Linked DNA regions of Mus musculus: region 1 is linked to region 2. Evidence: chromatin contacts called from ENCODE Hi-C or POLR2A ChIA-PET data. All regions are on one chromosome and are shown on one strand. Each heading gives the region's core, a stretch centred on a gene start or an enhancer-like site at or near the end of the contact. The rest is flanking DNA. Distances are from core to core; before and after follow the strand shown.

Region 1 (2,700 bases), core at 42-2,541, 40 kb after region 2:
AATCCCTAGGTTAAAGCTGACCTTCCCCTGTATAGGTAGAAGTAATGTTATGCAAGACACCCTGAGCCTGTATCCTCCCGCTGGACTGGACTGAGCCTCCTGGGCAGCAGGAGGGATAAAACTTAGAAGTGCCAGGCATGCCACATTCCCTTTTCTGGTGCCCAGTACAGAAATACTCCTGACAGCTGCACACCCCCCCCTCTCTCTCTGTGCACATGTACACACACACACACACCAGTCTAAGAAACAGTAGAGTCAAATCTCATGAACAAAGCTTGCAAAGCACCCTCTGGTGATGCTCTGACAGAACCTTGTTGTCCTCTCCTGCCTTCTTCCTGATTTCAACCTATGACCCCATGGACTTGCTGGAAACAAGAACAAGCCAGTCAGTACCCAGGTGAACCTGATTTTCCTAGGAAGGGCCCAGGCCTCGGTAAATTGTGTGTCTGTCATAAAGAATACGAGGGTACAGTTCCTCGTGCTTTCCCCAATTCATGCCAGCTTGCTTAAAGACATTCTTCAGAGAGCTTTTGCTCTGCCACTCAGGAAGGACAGAGCTACAGTGTGCTTCCTTTATGAGTCTCTGGGGAGTGGTTTCTCATTGCTGTAAGCTTGTCTCTTTTCATTCTGAGTCAAAAATCCTGTTTATGTCACAAAAGCCAGAGATCTCAAACCAGACCAGTGCCTCACTGCAATGAACATTAGCAAGTGAACATGTGTAGACAGAGAGACATACTGTGGGACACACTGTGACAGTATTACAGCTTCCATGATGAGATATTTTCAATGCTTTTTTGTTTTTGTTTTGCCTGCTTGTTTATGTGTTAAAGGCAAAGAACAGACACCAGGGGGATGGGTGACCAGTGGGCTGGGAAGCACAATTTGAAACCCACAAAGAATCAATTAAAAGCAAAACAAAACAAAAAACTCCAACTCCCCTCCTCCCTCCCACGCTGATCCTCCACCCCTGCTTGGACTGAGTGGAGTCTTTGTAAGCCTTAAAGAAAGAACTTTCATCTTGGCTATGTTCCTGCTTGCCCTTTGGGGTGGCCCCTTCAGTCCTGCTTTCCTGAGCCCCAACCGACTGGGGTGCCAAGGTTAAGGCAAGTACTGGCAAGCTGGTTCCAATATGCATATGCCTGACAAGGTCTGGGTGAGCCAGTTCCTTGATTCAAAGAACAATTTCCTCCAGGGCAGCCTGATTTCAACATCCATAACTCCCTGGCCCGCCCTCAGCAGTGATTAACAAACAGAACAAATGTAACCCTCCCTCTTTGGTGGTGGTTAGAAAACCCAGAATTCAGATGCTGGCTGATGGTGGCTGACTGGAAACCGACTTCCAGATTTCTTACTCTTGCTCAAGGGCCCTCATCACGTGCTACCTAGAGGCACAGGTCTCTAACCTTACTATCTGACAGGCAAGTAACAGATTATGTGTGGTGAGAGAGCAATACAGAATTTGAAAGATAAGGGCTTTTGTCTTCCTGTGCAGAGCTTCCCAAATGCCTGTTGATTTCATGAGGGGTGGGAGGGAAACCTGTGCTGTTTGTTTGTGATAAGCTGTTGTACTGTTTTCTTAAAGCTTATGCTTAAGGGGCAACTTTTGGAAAGTTTGTAAGGATGGGGTCTGGAACCAGCTTTGAGATTAGAGGGAAGGGCAGAGAAAGGGATTGAAGTTAGGGTTGATTACTGATCAACGGTAATTTAATCAATCAGCCCATCCCCTGTATTTCATGATGCGGCCCCTATGAAAGCACAGAGGGATTGGGTTGGGGAGCTGCCAGGTTGCTGAAGGTGTGGAGGATAGGTTGCACCAAGAACACAGAGAGCGGCCATGTCTCTCCCCCAAGCTCTTGGCATTTCTCCACTGCTGTCTTGTTGCACTATGGGTGCTGCTGCTGTAATGAACCTCTGACTGAGTGATTCTCTGAGTGGTTTGAGCAGAGCTGCTCTGAGGCTGAGTAAAAGAGCCTCTGGTCTGTAGCCAACTCTGCTAAGTGGTTGACTTGACTCATACATGCCTGGTAACACAAGAGCTGTGTGAGTGAAAGTGTGCAGAAGGAAAGGGTCGTTGGTTTTTCCCTTATACACATGTCGAAGGGTCAGCGACCAACTCCTCACAAGGGAGCTGGTTCTGTCTTATCCTTCCTTGAGTAACCTTTTACTATTTGATTGAAAATGAGGCACAAGGATAAAATGGACAGACAGTCCCAATGCCAGTTTACTCACACACAAACTGGTACTCGGAGCCTTCTGTATGCTGGACACTGATCTGCATGCTGCAGACTCAATAGAGAGGAACACTGAGTTTGGTAGAGAGGGACATTAGAACAATGATTGATCCCACCCTGCACATGCTACTAATAGTTGGGAGAGGGATGCATAAATACACAGAAGGTGAGGTAATGATAGCAAGGAAGGGAAGGAGGCCCAGGGCCACAGACTGGGCTGCTGGACCCTGGGCTCAACAGGGAAGGTGTCACGGATGGGACACTAGCAGAACTTTAAAGGAAGTAGGTGATCAGAGCTGACATCGTGTTTATTATGTATATCATCTAGGGGGAGCATCTTAGAGGTTCTAAGGCCATAAAGAGACATCATGACCACAGCAACTCATAGAATGGAAAACAGGTAATTGGGCCTGGCTTACTTTTGAGAGCTTTAGTCCATTATGGTCATGGCAGGAAGCATGGCAGCAGG
Region 2 (2,700 bases), core at 86-2,585:
CAAAGCAAAGCAAAACAAAACAAAACAAAACAAAACAAACAAACAAACAACAAATAAAAAACCCCAAAACCAAAATTCAAAACAAAAACCAAAACCTTGCAGATAAATCAAAACATCACATAGTGAAGTTAACCAGACCCAGTGTCTATGCAGCTCAAGGGTCTTCTGTCTACTTAGAGCAACTCTTCTGAACCATGCTGTGCTGAGAGTCAAAGGCTTTGTTGTAGGTGAGTATTTGTCTCACATTCTTGTGTATTTGGTGAATGAGAGATTTCCAACCAATTGATGGGAAAGGGAGACAGTGGTATTTCTGAATATTAGCAACTCCAGTGTCAGGACTTTCAAATTCAAGTGTTGTTCTCCTGTCCTGGCAAAATCAGGCAGGAGATGGGGGTGGTTACAAAATGCAAGCAGAACCCACAAGATGTCGTGCCCAGCACCAGGAAGAGTACACTAAACAGAAGTAAAAATAGCTTCAGAGAGGATGTGGAGGCCAGGCAGTAATGGAGGCCTGGAGGGAAATTAAAATGCTACCGCCCCGTGTAGAGGTGTCTAATAGTTTCTTAGCAGTGAGCACCAGAACTTCCTCCTGAGCTAGCAGCCTTAATCCCAGTTGAAGGACTTGAGATCAATTCCTGAGAGGACCCAGCATGTGGTGCTGATGGCAGCACTGTTCAAAGTAGCCACAAGGTGGAAGCAACCCTGCAGATGCTGCAGTGCCATGGGAGACAGAGCCATTGCTCTGTGGAGAAGGTCCCTGGGCTACTGAGGGGCATCACCGGAGAGCTCTCTCTGCTTCTTCATAGAGAATGTCTGCCTATGGCTTCCAGTGACTCAGAGGGGATTTTGTAAGGAGGTTGATGTCACCTTCCTTCCCGTCCCTGGATTGGTCTGTGAAGATGGTTGTCAGCCTAGCGTCAGCAAGGCACATGAAAGTGTTTGAAAATGGAACAAGAATCCCACTGTGTGCACAGAGACAGCAGCCCTGCTCTCTGGCAGAGTTGATTCTCTGTCTCTTGGGAGGACAGGCTCTAGAACTTCCCCTTTTGCCTTGGAAGCAGAGGCAGAATATCTCTTTGAAACAGAGTCAGTCAGGTCACCTAAAAATGTGTTCAGATTTTGCTTTGAGATCAATCCTAGAAATGTAAGCTGCTTTGAAACTTGCTTCCTTTTGTATAAGCATTTGGACTCCTTAGGGTTTAGTGTATTTCCTCATAACTATTTCTAAGCTCACATTGTGTGATTCTACCCCCCAAAAAGGGTCAGAAGGTCTTCTCCTCAGGAAACAAGCATGTTCCTTAATCATGCTTGCTCATTTTTTACTGTTCTCCTCAGTAAATCATTCTCCTAAACGGCTGTGAGCACACACCCTCCTGCGTAGATTTCTCTCTGGCTCACACTTCCTCTTCAGTGCTGAGTCTCAGCAGCTGGATTGCCTTAGGCTGCACTTCTGCCATGGCTCCTGCAGACTTTCCAGCCTCCCTTCCTCTCTGTGTGTGCCTGCTGCTGGCCTCTGGCTTGGCCCAGGCAGGCAGGCTGCTGGTGGTGCCCATGGATGGGAGCCACTGGTTTACGATGCAGACGGTTGTGGAGAAACTCCTTCACAAAGGCCATGAGGTCGTAGTGGTTGTTCCGGAGGTGAGTTGGCAGCTGACGAAACCATTGAATTTTGTAGTGAAAACATATGCAGTTTCTCATACGCAGGAGGATTTAAACCGGGAGTTCAAGATTTTTATTGATGCACAATGGAAAAGTCAGCAGGAGGGAGGAATACTTCCTCTGCTTGATTCTCCAGCCAAAGGTTTCTTCGAATTACTGTTTTCACACTGTAGGAGTTTGTTTAACGACAAGAAGTTAGTGGAATACTTGAAGCAGACTTCTTTTGATGCTGTGTTTCTGGATCCTTTCGATGTGTGCGGCTTAACTGTAGCCAAGTACTTTTCTCTCCCATCCGTGGTCTTCAGCAGAGGAATATTTTGTCATTATCTTGAAGATGCTGCCCAGTGCCCCAGTCCTCCTTCTTATATCCCCAGAATGCTCTTAAAATTCACAGACACCATGACTTTCAAGGAAAGAACTCGGAACCTTTTGGCCTACATGGGGGAGCGTGCATTTTGTCATAAGTTTTTCAAAAGTGCTGCAGATATTGCCTCTGAAGTTCTCCAGACCCCAGTGACTATGACAGACCTCTTCAGCCCAGTGTCCATTTGGTTGTTACGCACAGACTTTGTCTTGGAGTTCCCCAGACCTGTGATGCCCAATGTGATCTACATTGGTGGAATCAACTGCCACCAGGGAAAGCCACTTTCCAAGGTACACCATCTTCCCTTTAGCACATGATGAGGTAGACTTTGGATGATGAAGTTATTCCTTGCTGGACTGTGGTTTGGCATGTATGTTCTTCTTTTTCAGTTCTTTTGATGGATTACTTTTAACCATTCACACTTAACTGTGCGTTTGTACAGCTGATAAATCTTGCTTATGGATGTGTGTACCGTTGACATTCTTATTTATTTATTTATTTATTTATTTTTTTATTTTTTTTGGTTTTTAGAGACAGGGTTTCTCTGTATAGCCCTGGCTGTCCTGGAGCTCACTTTGTAGACCAGGCTGGCCTCCAACTCAGAAATTCGCCTGCCTCTGTGCTTTTATCCCGTGTGCTGGGATTAAAGGCATGCGCCACCATTTATAATCTCATTT

What was found. Hi-C counts contacts between places; a loop is a spot of excess contacts on that map. ChIA-PET counts read pairs that join two places held with the same protein, here RNA polymerase II (POLR2A).
Region 1: a map of ES-E14 shows a loop between it and region 2 (3-fold over the local background). The contact joins the promoter of Ugt1a6a here to the promoter of Ugt1a7c in region 2. A Hi-C loop is called at or near these places in 3 of 37 maps with a recorded cell type or tissue (ES-E14, T-helper 1 cell and mouse embryonic stem cell). POLR2A ChIA-PET finds 5 or more read pairs at or near these places in 1 of 5 experiments (Patski).

What each region holds. Positions count from the first base shown.
Region 1 is chr1:88,133,518-88,136,217 of GRCm38, forward strand. Ugt1a6a (UDP glucuronosyltransferase 1 family, polypeptide A6A) reads left to right here and starts at 1,292. Exons shown (of 6, transcript NM_145079.3): 1 at 1,292-1,418. The region is part of intron 1 of Ugt1a10 (UDP glycosyltransferase 1 family, polypeptide A10); the gene reads left to right. The region is part of intron 1 of Ugt1a9 (UDP glucuronosyltransferase 1 family, polypeptide A9); the gene reads left to right. All of the region lies in intron 1 of Ugt1a8 (UDP glucuronosyltransferase 1 family, polypeptide A8), which reads left to right. It also overlaps Ugt1a7c and Ugt1a6b.
Region 2 is chr1:88,093,666-88,096,365 of GRCm38, forward strand. It overlaps Ugt1a7c (UDP glucuronosyltransferase 1 family, polypeptide A7C), which reads left to right and starts at 1,336. Exons shown (of 5, transcript NM_201642.4): 1 at 1,336-2,313. The coding sequence starts at 1,456. The region is part of intron 1 of Ugt1a10 (UDP glycosyltransferase 1 family, polypeptide A10); the gene reads left to right. All of the region lies in intron 1 of Ugt1a9 (UDP glucuronosyltransferase 1 family, polypeptide A9), which reads left to right. The region is part of intron 1 of Ugt1a8 (UDP glucuronosyltransferase 1 family, polypeptide A8); the gene reads left to right.